Linked DNA regions of Homo sapiens: all the other regions are linked to region 2. The links are chromatin contacts, found by Hi-C or POLR2A ChIA-PET in ENCODE. All regions are on one chromosome and are shown on one strand. Each heading gives the region's core, a stretch centred on a gene start or an enhancer-like site at or near the end of the contact. The rest is flanking DNA. Distances are from core to core; before and after follow the strand shown.

Region 1 (3,260 bases), core at 473-2,972, 1.3 Mb after region 2:
CAATCCACCCACCTCGGCTTTCTAAAGTGCTGGGATTACAGCGTGAGCCACCACACTGGCCAATAAAGCCAAATCTTAGCTCCTAAGAAGTTCACAGCCAGAGTGGGGAGAGTGACTAAACAAATGACCATGGTGAATTTCATAACTTCAGATGAGAAAGGTATAAAGGAAGAGCTTTGGAAGGAGAGAGCTGCCCCCTCCTCCAGGGGCTCACTCACCTGTGGGCTCTGTAGAAGCCCTCTGAAAAGCAGTTTCTCAGCACAGTGAGCTCGAAGTCGTCTCCATTCACACCTGGAGCACCGCCCTGTATTGCAAATGGGAGGGTAAAGTTGGTGTAAATTTTATGGAGGGCAATTTGGCAATAACTAACAAAATTTTGCCACCATTTTCTCTTCTAGGACTGCTTCTTTCCTTGCATGTGTATGAAATTACATTTGTATAAGGTGTTGCATGGCAGCACTGTTGGTAATAACTAAGACTGGAAGTAACCTCTGTGCTCAACATAAATAACAATGATGGTGCAACTGCATAAAGAAATACTATGCAACTATAAAAAAAAGAGGAACCTCTTTAGGTACTGATCTGGATCATTCCAAGATATCCTGATATATGAAAAAGCATGTATCTGAACCCTGTTATATTAATAATATGCTGCCTTTTGTAGGAAAAAAAGGAAAAAAGTATATATATGCATACACACTCATATAATTTGTATATGTATAAACTAGCTCTGGAAGGAAACAAAAGAAACCAGTAGATCCTCTGGGGAAGGGAACTGGGTGTCCCAGAGTGGGAAACTCCACTGTGTATTCTTTTTACCATTGGAATTTTGAACTTATTATGTTTTGTTTATTTATTTACTTATTTATTATTTTTTTGAGACGGAGTCTCGCTCTGTTGCCTAGGCTGGAGTGCAGTGGTGCCATCTCGGCTCACTGCAAGCTCCGCCTCCTGGGTTCAAGTGATTCTTATGCCTCAGCCTCCCAAGTAGCTGGGATTATAGGTGCCTGGCTAATTTTTCTATTTTTAGTAGAGACGGGGTTTCGCCATGTTGCACAGGCTGGGATTTCAGGTATGCGCCACCACACCCTGCTAATTTTTGTATTCTTAGTAGAGACAGGGTTTCACCATGTTGGCCAGGCTGGTCTCAAACTCCTAACTTCAAGTGATCCGCCCACCTAGGCCTCCCAAAGTGCTGAGATTACAGGAGCAAGCCACTGTGCCTGGCCTGATTTTTTAAAGAGCTCCCTCCCCCAGTCTCCCTAGCTGAGATTGGGGGGTGAGGGCAATTTGCATCTCAGGGAAGGTATGCTGGTCTCATTTCATCTCAATGATCCTTTATCTCCTCCACCAGAAAGCCCATCTTTGGTCATTTCTTTCTTCACATTGACTTGGCATAAACTTTTAACGTTATCAACAACTGCTTAGCCTAATATTAGCTTTCATTTCCCTTCTCCTTCCCACAGAAGGCTTTGTGCTTTCACGAACTCCCGGTTTGGTCAGGCTAAGGTTCTGGATTTCAGTCTTGGCTCTAGCGGCCGGCAGCTGTGTGGACACTCTACCATCTCAGTCTTTATTGCTTGACAATTGTAGCTGCTTTCAGCAAAGTTTGTTAAGCTCAGGGGCTGTTCCAATTGTCAGTTCTTCCTCCTCTGGTGGGGAAAGTCCCCTTTAAAGCCACGTGCTTAAAACTGAAACCTGCAGGCCATCACAAAGGCGGGGTCTCCACACCCATCTCAGCTCCACCAACTGCAGGCTCCCAAGTACCTCTTACACCCTTGCTGATGACCGCCCTTGGAGGAAGTTCAAGGCCAAGGTGGCTTGAGAAACCCAGCTCTTGGCAGTTTCTAAATCTAGATTAATTTTCCCTCCAGAGAGGAAATTTTGTTGGTTGCAACCTGGTTGCTGCCATGTGACCAGGCTTGGCCAGTCCAGATCTTCCCCCAGGTAGAAGGATCTGGATAGACTGACGGCAGACAAATAGAGACTGTTCTCAGCAGCCACGGCAGTAGACTGCAGACTGCAGCCTTAAGTAACCACCCCCCACCCCTACCCTCATCCCCTTCACTTTCACCACTACCCTTTCACATCACCACCATCATAATCACTACCCCTGCCGTCACACCAAGGTCACCTTACAACTCCATTTGTCTAGCAGAGACTTCACTGAAAGATTGGGGTAATAACTAAATAACTGCAGAGGATGAACATGGTCATGTATCTGTGTAGCTAAAGGAACAGTCCCAGTGCATCCCATGGATCTGAGGGAGGCCTAAGGAGCTCTACCAGGAACATCCCTTCCCTGCAGACCTGCTGGTGGGTCCGCAGCTCAGCAAACTAGAAAACTGTGGACACGGCTGGGTGAGGTGGCTCATGCCTGTAATCCCAGCACTTTGGGAGGCCGAGGTGGGCGGATCACCTGAGGTCAGGAGTTTGAGACCAGCCTGGCTAACACGGTGAAACCCCCATCTCTACTAAAAATGCAAAAATTAGCTGGGCATGGTGGCGGGCATCCCTACTCAGTAGGCTGAGGCAAAAGAATTGCTTGAACCCGGGAGGAGGAGGTTACAGTGAGCCGAGATTGTGCCATTGCACTCCAGCCTGGGCAACAAGAGTGAAACTCCGTCTCAAAAAAAAAAAAAAAAAAAGAAAAAAATAACTGTGTAGACTCTGACACTGTGGCATAAATATAAATGTACCCTAACATGCATGGGAACTTGTTTCTAACTTAGCATGTAGCGTGATGAAATGAAAAATAAGGTCTGTTATACCACATAAGGGTTCAGTTAAAGTCTTACCTCAGGATGTTTCTCCTCTGGTTTCACTTTTTAAATGAGTAATAAATCACACGTGTCATCTTTATAAGAAACTCCAGGATAGAGTTTTATTATTTTTTTTCTGGTCTTATATAAAAAAGAGTTGTACTTCTTTAGATTCAGGAGTGTGCCTTTTTTTTTTTTTCTTTGAGACAGGGTCTCATTCTGTCTCCCAGGCTGGAGTGCAGTGGTGTGACCACAGCTCATGAGGCATCCTCCCACTTCAGCCTCCTGAGTAGCTGACCACAGGCGTGTGCCACCACACCCTGCTAATTTTTAAAATTTTTTGTAGAGGTGGGGTCTTACTATGTTGCCCAAGCTGGTCTTGAACTCTTGGACTCTCACATGGACCTCCCAAAGTGCTGGGATTACAGGTGTGAGTCACCATGCCCGGCCAAGAGTTTGCCTTTATCACATAGTTATTGTAAACTGCATAACTAATCA
Region 2 (3,436 bases), core at 776-3,275:
TAGTAGAGACGGGGTTTCACCATGTTGGCCAGGCTGGTCTCGAATTCCTGACCTCAGGTGATCCGCCCGCGTCAGCCTCCCAAAGTGCTGGGATTACAGGTGTGAGCCACAGCGCCTGGCCTGCCTGATAACATTTTAAAGCAAAAATATTGACAACTTCCAAGTGGAGAGTGAGGACTCTCCACGTAGGTTATGAGGGGTTGGGAGGCTAATTTTGAGGTTTGAGATCTTGAAGCTAGAGAGGTTGCTAATGATGTTCAGGCGCAAGTTGTGGCTGTGACGTACATGACTGAAGCAGGATGAAAACATTCACTGGCATTGACAAATTCAAAGCCAAGGGTGTTAGAAAAGTCATCACACGGGCACCACATGACTGAAGCAGGATGAAAGCGTTCACTGGCATTAAGAAGTTCAAAGACAAGGGTGTTAGAAAAGTCATCACACCGGCACCACTGGGCATGACAGCAGTGGGCAGGGAGGCAGCAATTCAATTGCTAAAATTACTAAAGAAAACGGGAGACTGCTCTGGAAGCTAAGTGAAAGAGATATGAAACATATGTAATTACTGTAGTCCCCTAAAAACCATAGAACATAGAACATATACAAACATAACTATTGCTTTCAGATAATTTTCAAGTCCATCTCTCCATGCTACAAGTCATAGCGCAGTCTACCTCTAGAGAGAATACATATTGTAATAAATTACCCAGTTAAGACTTGGAATACTTTGCAAATCCAATAGAAGATAGAAAAGTTAGTTTCCACGATATTGCAATAAGATGCTAATAGTATTAATACGAACATATTAATTCTGGAGTATACATGGAGTATTAATACCATGCTTAATATTTAACGTGTTTTATTTTGATTACAGAATCAATGGAATACTTTTGTTTTTTGAGACAGAGTTTCGCTCTTGTTGCCCAGGCTGGAGTGCAATGGCGTGATCTCGGCTCACTGCAACCTCCGCCTCCCGGGCTCAAGCAATTCTCCTGCCTCAGCCTCCCGAGTAGCTGGGATTACAGGCACCCGCCACCATGCCCAGCTAATTTTTTGTATTTTTAGTAAAGACGGGGTTTCACTATTTTGGCCAGGCTGGTCTCGAATTCCTGACCTCAGGCGATCCACCCGCCTTGGCCTCCCAAAGTGCTGGGATTACAGGCGTGAGTCATAGCTCCTGGCCCTACTTTTCTTTTTAAATTTTTTGTTTGTTTATTTTTCTATATAGAGACGAGGTCTCACTGTGTTGCCCAGCCTGGTATCGAACCTCTGGGCTCAAGCGATCCTCCCGCTTCGGCCTCCCGAAGTACTGGGATTACAAGCGTGAGCCACCGCGCCCTGCCCAGTGGAATACTTTCAACGGTGCTTCTGCATTGACTTCCCATCTTCCAACCCATCCACAAACTGCAGCCAAAATGATGTTACTACAGTAACAACTTGGAGAAAGCAGTGTGGCTTAATCTGGAAGGAGCAGAAGCTGTGGAGTCCAAAGGACCCGTGTTCCTATCCTTGTTGTGCCACTTGACACGTTTAGCACAAGGGTCCCCACAGTGTTAGTTCACCGTCTCCAGCAATCACTATGACTCCCTGGAGGGCTGTCAAACGAAACAAAGGCGCAAACTGAGACAATTCCATTGTTTACGTAACTTTCGCCAAATCGGCTCCTTCCTACGAAATATCCAGCTCATAGAGCAGGCTGAGATGCTTTGTTGCTTTAATTCTCTTTAAGAGTCACAGCTGTCCATTTTCCACGTGCGGCTGAAGAATGGATTTCAGAGCGCTCTCCCTCCGGCAGTGTTCACCTAGTAACCCCTTCCGGATAAGGACCTGCAGCCCGGGCGCGACCCGGAAAGGGAATCCGCCCTTTTCGCCTCCTTCGCGCCAATCGCCTGGAGTTGGCGTTTCCGCAGCCGGGACACAGCCCACCCTCTAAGAGCCGCGGAGTCGGGGACGGTAGAAGGGGCCGCGCGTGCGCAGTGGCGTCCGCTGTGCTTCCGGTGCGCCGGGCGCGGACGCGGGCACGCACACACGCAAGCACGCCTCCACTTAACTCGCGCCGCCGCGGCAGCTCGAGTCCACCAGCAGCGCCGTCCGCTTGACCGAGATGCTGCGGGCCTGTCAGTTATCGGGTGTGACCGCCGCCGCCCAGGTGAGCACTGGGGCTCCCGGAGGCGCGTGAGGAGGCTGAACTAGAACCGTCAGCGAAAAACGGGGGAGCCTTGGTCGCTGCCTAGCCTCCAGGACAAAGGCGAGCCTCAGGGCCACCCTCGTCGGGAGAGGCCCGGGCGGGCAGCTAGGCAGCCACCAGGGAGTTCGCCGGACTGGGATGACTTGAGGTTATTGCAGCAGCGGGGTGGGGTGTGGAGAGTAGCGGGAGGCGCGGCTTCGTGGGCATGTAGTCCAATCAGGGCCGCGCTGCCCCCGTCCAGGACCAATCCTGGCTGCTGGCGTCTGGGTCGCCGGTTGGGCGCGCGATAGGTTTTCAGTGCTGAAGGTCGACGGGCGAGAACTACAGTTCCCGTCAGGACGAGCGGAGCGGCGGCTTGTTGCATCCTTAATAAGGAGGTGCCTGGACTTCTAGCGAGAGTCCACATTTTAGGGGTCAAGGTTGTAATTATCTGGGAGGGAGTGCCTTTCTTTTCGCAGCTGAGAACACTTCTGAGTTATTCTTAATCCAAACAAAAGCGAAAGATTTTCATTTGTGGAGCTGAAACTCCTGGTCTTCAAGGAAAGACAGGAGTCATGACCTTGTGGCTCATTTCTGAGATTAGGGCAGGGATCTGTGTCTCCAGGCGCTGGGACTACTTTGACATTCAAGGAGCCTAAATACCCAGTTACTTCTAGTTTTGCGTAATTGCCAAAGTTACTTTCTAAAATTGAAAATTAAAAAGCCTGTTTCCACTGCTCATGATTTTCAGGAAGTTGATATTTTGGCAAAATGTAGATAGCAAACCAAGTACTGTGACTCAAGCAGTAATTGAACAGAATCCCTAGGAATAGTGAGTTAGAGATCATAAAAGTCAAGCTTTGTTTTTTCAAGTTCGCTTCTCTTCCTATTTGCTGCTAGGTAACAGAAGCAGCCCCTTCCATAGGAAAGTGGAACGAACCTGTGTTAGTTTTCTATTGCTGCGTAACAAATACCACAAATTTAGCAGCTTAAAACAACACCCATGAATGACCTTACGGGTTCTGTAGGATAGAAGTCTGGGCACGGATGATCTGTGTTCTCCGCTCCAGGTCACATAAGGCTGCAAAGTATTAGCCATGCTGTGGTTCTCATTTGGAGATCAGGGTCCTCTTCCAGGCTCATGCAGTTTGTTGGCAGAATTCAGTCCCTTGCAGTTACAGGACTGAAGTACTTCTTTTCTTGCTGCCTCTTGCCAGCCACTGCTCCCAGCTTCTACAGCCTGCCTACAGTTCCTTGCCTCAAGGCCTC
Region 3 (3,533 bases), core at 985-3,484, 1.3 Mb after region 2:
GCAGGAAAATCGCTTGTACCCGGGAGGCGGAGGCAGTGAGCCGAGATCGCACCATTGCAGTCCAGTCTGGGAGACAAGAGCGAAACTCCGTCTCAAAAAAAAAAAAAAAAAAAAAGTCTCTCTATTTACTCTAATGGGGGAGGTGATGTATGTGTCCAGGTACCAGGAGGGAGGTGCAGATAGGAGTTCAGAGAGAATGCCTTTGGGCATGAGTCTCCCTGCCAAGCCTAGGTGTCCTGACTCTGGTCTGCTGTGGCTATCTCACTCACCAGATTTTAAATTCCTCGTGGACAGGGACCGTATCTTATTCGAATTAACTGTCTTCACCCAGTGCCCAGCCTCTTGGGGCCGGGCAAAAATGTGGGACGAATCTCTAAGCAGTGTCCTATCCACCTTCCTTAAAGAAAACTCCACCCCTGTCTTTATAAGCCTGTTTCTTCTGCTTCTGAATGGCCTGCAGCCCCAGGTTCCCAACTGTCAGGCCCCCTTGGGCTGGTCCTATTCCTTCCCTGTGGGTTTGAGGTGTCATCCCTTGGAGCTTGGCCGCCAGCGCCAGCGCCAGCCCACCCTTCCTCCCTCCCACCACATCCCCACCCTTCCTGCTGAGCACTGGGTGGTAGCAGATCAGTCTAGCACTTCCTCTAATGGCTAATGTTTTTGTGGGAGGTTCTGAACTAGGGTTAAAAGACAAAAGCTCTTCCCCCCTCCCCTCCCCCAGTTCTAGTGTTGGTTCTTCTAGTTCTGACGTTCCCGTTGCTGTATCCCTAGATCCCGCCTTTGTTTTAAGCTCCCGAAGAAAGGCTTCCGGAGACTTTGTGACCTCACCCAATTTCCAACATTCCAGATTGTCTTTTCTTTCTTTAAAATCAGTGTTCCCTTCTGAGTCAGCTAGGAGGAGGCCAGAGGGAAACAGTGGGGCTTTCGAAGCTTATCAAAAGCAAACCTTGCTCTTTTGAAAAAGCATTTTCCAACGCAACCTGGGGACAAAGTGGGGTTAAATTTTACACAGATTGCTTACGAGCAAGAGTTAAGTGGCTAACAAGTCATGAAATCTTACGGAGAAGCAGGTAAAGCCAAAATTAAAAACTCCCTCCGAGTCAGCCCATTCTGCGACCCACCTCCTCCCCTTTGCGGCAGGAACTCTACTCCATCGAGGGGCTTTGCTGCAGTGGCACTGCCCACGCATACTCAACTAAAAGACTCAGACCACGCCAGCCATGCCACGAGGTGTGTTTTATTTTCATTATTCATACAAATAATTTTCTATAATATCCCGGGGCAAACCGGAGAATTTGGCAGTCCGATTGGGGGGGGGTCCCTTCAGAGACCCACAGGCCGGTGGCATCGGCGCGGAGTGCCCAGGTTCACAGTGCAGCTTGTGGCTCGTGTCCATCTTGCAGGTGGCTCTTCCTCCACATCACGACTGGGGTCTCGAAGAGGACGGGGGTAGGAAATCCTCCAGGATCTTAGGAAATTTCACTCCGCTTCTCCTGCTCAATGGCTGTGGAGAGCGGGAAGCGGGCGCTGGAGGGGAGCTGCAACCCCCACCCGCAACCGAGGTGCTTCCCGGTGTGGGCGAGGCACCCACGAGGTGTGGGGATTTAGAAGGAAGCTTGGGGCTGGGGAGAAACAAGGCGCTTTGTGAAACTGAAAGAGTGGCCGGGGCCGCCCACACCGGGGACAACGGCGGGGTGGGGGGTGGAGGAGTGGGTTTGCAAGGAAGAGCAGGGTGAGGGGCTGGGCTGGGGCGCGGGAGACCGAGGCACACTCACTCTCTTTGGTCGGCAGGGTGTTCTTCTCCTGCGTCTCCGTTTTCTTCAGCTTGGCCTTATCGAAGCTGGCGATTTCCCCCATGTCTGGTTTGTCTGCCATTTTCTTAAAACAATCCTAGTGGGCAAACCAAGGCGCTTGACCTGGGCCTGGGGGCCAGCGTCCCCTTCCGCGCTCCCCGCCGACGCCTCTCGACGTGGCACTCGCGCCAAGGCGTGCCGAGCAGCCCCAAGGCCGAGGATCTGGGCGCGTCCCGCACCCCTCTTCTCGGTCCCAGGGCGTGGTCGCCGGCCCCTGCGTCCGGTCCGAGAAGGGCGCCTGTCGCGGTTGCGGCGCGCCCGCCCGGTGCACCGGATCCGACCACACCCTGGGTGGGCCCCCCGCCCCGGCGCCGCACTCACCGTGCAGTCTCGTTCCGAGCCCGAGATCCTGGTGCTCCCACTCGCGTTGCTGCAGCAAGAAACAAAAGAGCGGCGCCCGCCCCTAGCCTTATATACGCCGCGCCCCGCCCCGCCCCTCACCCGCCGCAGCAGGGGCGGTGCTGGCACCCGAGGGGCGGGAGCAGCGCGGGCTGCTCCTCGCCCTGCCGCGCCCCCCGCTGGGCTACCAGCCCGGCTGGGCGCGGCTTCTCCCGCGCCGGGCACCCCCAGCTCGCAGTGTGCCCAGCGTGGGGGCTGTAGTCGCCGCCAGAGTGGGCGCCAGGCCCCCGGCTTTGCTTTTGCGGCTACATTTCCCCCTTTCCGGGAATCTGCTGCTCACCCCGCAGAAAGGATATGGGACCGGCGTGGGAGGGTGTGTGGTTTTGTGCGTGTGCAGATATGATGTGTAGCCGTGGGTGTGGATGTGCGGGCGTGCACGCGCACTCTGCAGCAATCCTCGCTCTAGGAGACGCCCCACCCCAGTCGCCCCCAGGCCTCTTGCTTTTGCTCCTCCAGAGTCCCCTTCCCTCCCCCACTTTTCCTCTCCTTAGGGAGGCTGAGTCCTAAGGTGGTCCTGCACTAAAAGAATTCGAGCCGAGGGTCCCGTAGTGGAGCGGGGGGCGGGGGGGTGTAGGGGGAGGGGGGAATAGGTTTCCAGCGCTCTTTGCTCAGGTTGGGGGCGGTTGCCTTCTGGTCAGTCGTCCCCTGTTCCCTGAACTGGGCGGTTCCAGCAGGATCGTTGGCGTGGCGGGTGTTCCTTAAATGCTGTTAGACGCATTGTGTGAAGGGCTGTGGTGGGAACAGGGCGTCCCGAGAAGGCTCGCAGTTTGCCTTTTCTCGTCGAGCTCCTAGAAACACTGTATCAGCGGGTGCGGTTTTCCTCCTTGAAGTTAACCTTGAGGATAATAGAGACCCACATGCCTACAAACGTTCTTGTTTTTCTTATTAACCCATTGTAGGAGTGGTATACTGCAATTATTCACATCTTTCTTAGAAAAGTTGTATTTTCAGCCTGTGCAACACCGTTAGGTAATAAGTTCCATAAATTACCAGCCCCGGAGTTAAGGCTGGTCATTCTTTTATTTGTCCTGACCTTTCCTTTTTTAAGTGTGAAGTATTACCGAGCTCTTTAAAGTGGGATTTGGTGGTGACATCCTAAATTCGGTCCTGATTTTATTTATTTACTTTTTTTGAGACAGGGTCTCACTCTGTCACCCAGGCTGGAGTGCAGTGGTGTGATCACGGCTTATGGCAGCCTGGACTTCCCCGGTTCAAGTGATTCTTCCACCTCAGCCTCCTGAGCAGTTGGGACTGCGGGCGTGCACCACCACTAGCGGCAAATCT

The links. Hi-C counts contacts between places; a loop is a spot of excess contacts on that map. ChIA-PET counts read pairs that join two places held with the same protein, here RNA polymerase II (POLR2A). Pooled maps may share reads with other maps.
Region 1: a loop to region 2 is called in a pooled map, with 8 times the contacts of the local background. The contact joins the enhancer-like site here to the promoter of IMMT in region 2. A Hi-C loop is called at or near these places in 1 of 37 single-sample maps with no recorded cell type and 3 of 50 pooled maps. POLR2A ChIA-PET finds 5 or more read pairs at or near these places in 1 of 52 experiments (OCI-LY7).
Region 3: a loop to region 2 is called in a pooled map, with 5 times the contacts of the local background. The contact joins the promoter of TMSB10 here to the promoter of IMMT in region 2. A Hi-C loop is called at or near these places in 1 of 37 single-sample maps with no recorded cell type and 8 of 50 pooled maps. POLR2A ChIA-PET finds 5 or more read pairs at or near these places in 1 of 52 experiments (naive thymus-derived CD4-positive, alpha-beta T cell).

What each region holds. Positions count from the first base shown.
Region 1 is chr2:84,938,258-84,941,517 of GRCh38, reverse strand. No RefSeq gene overlaps it. Among named protein-coding and RNA genes, the nearest start is that of KCMF1, 31 kb to the left of the region's middle. RefSeq lists an enhancer at 1,500-2,009. Within about 2 kb of position 1,722, at least 13 of the 41 ENCODE cell types and tissues checked have a DNase peak (open chromatin) inside an H3K27ac peak, as active enhancers do; they include OCI-LY7, where a contact is called at or near this core.
Region 2 is chr2:86,194,051-86,197,486 of GRCh38, reverse strand. IMMT (inner membrane mitochondrial protein) reads left to right here and starts at 2,025. Exons shown (of 15, transcript NM_006839.3): 1 at 2,025-2,149. The coding sequence starts at 2,105. RefSeq lists enhancers at 2,035-2,154, 2,175-2,354, 2,475-2,524.
Region 3 is chr2:84,904,357-84,907,889 of GRCh38, reverse strand. TMSB10 (thymosin beta 10) reads right to left here and starts at 2,234. Exons shown (of 3, transcript NM_021103.4): 1 at 2,172-2,234; 2 at 1,773-1,887; 3 at 1,219-1,501. The coding sequence starts at 1,872. The coding sequence ends at 1,467. LOC105374836 (a long non-coding RNA gene) reads left to right here and starts at 869. Exons shown (of 2, transcript XR_940308.3): 1 at 869-1,227. RefSeq lists enhancers at 908-967, 772-1,971 and a silencer at 1,938-2,477.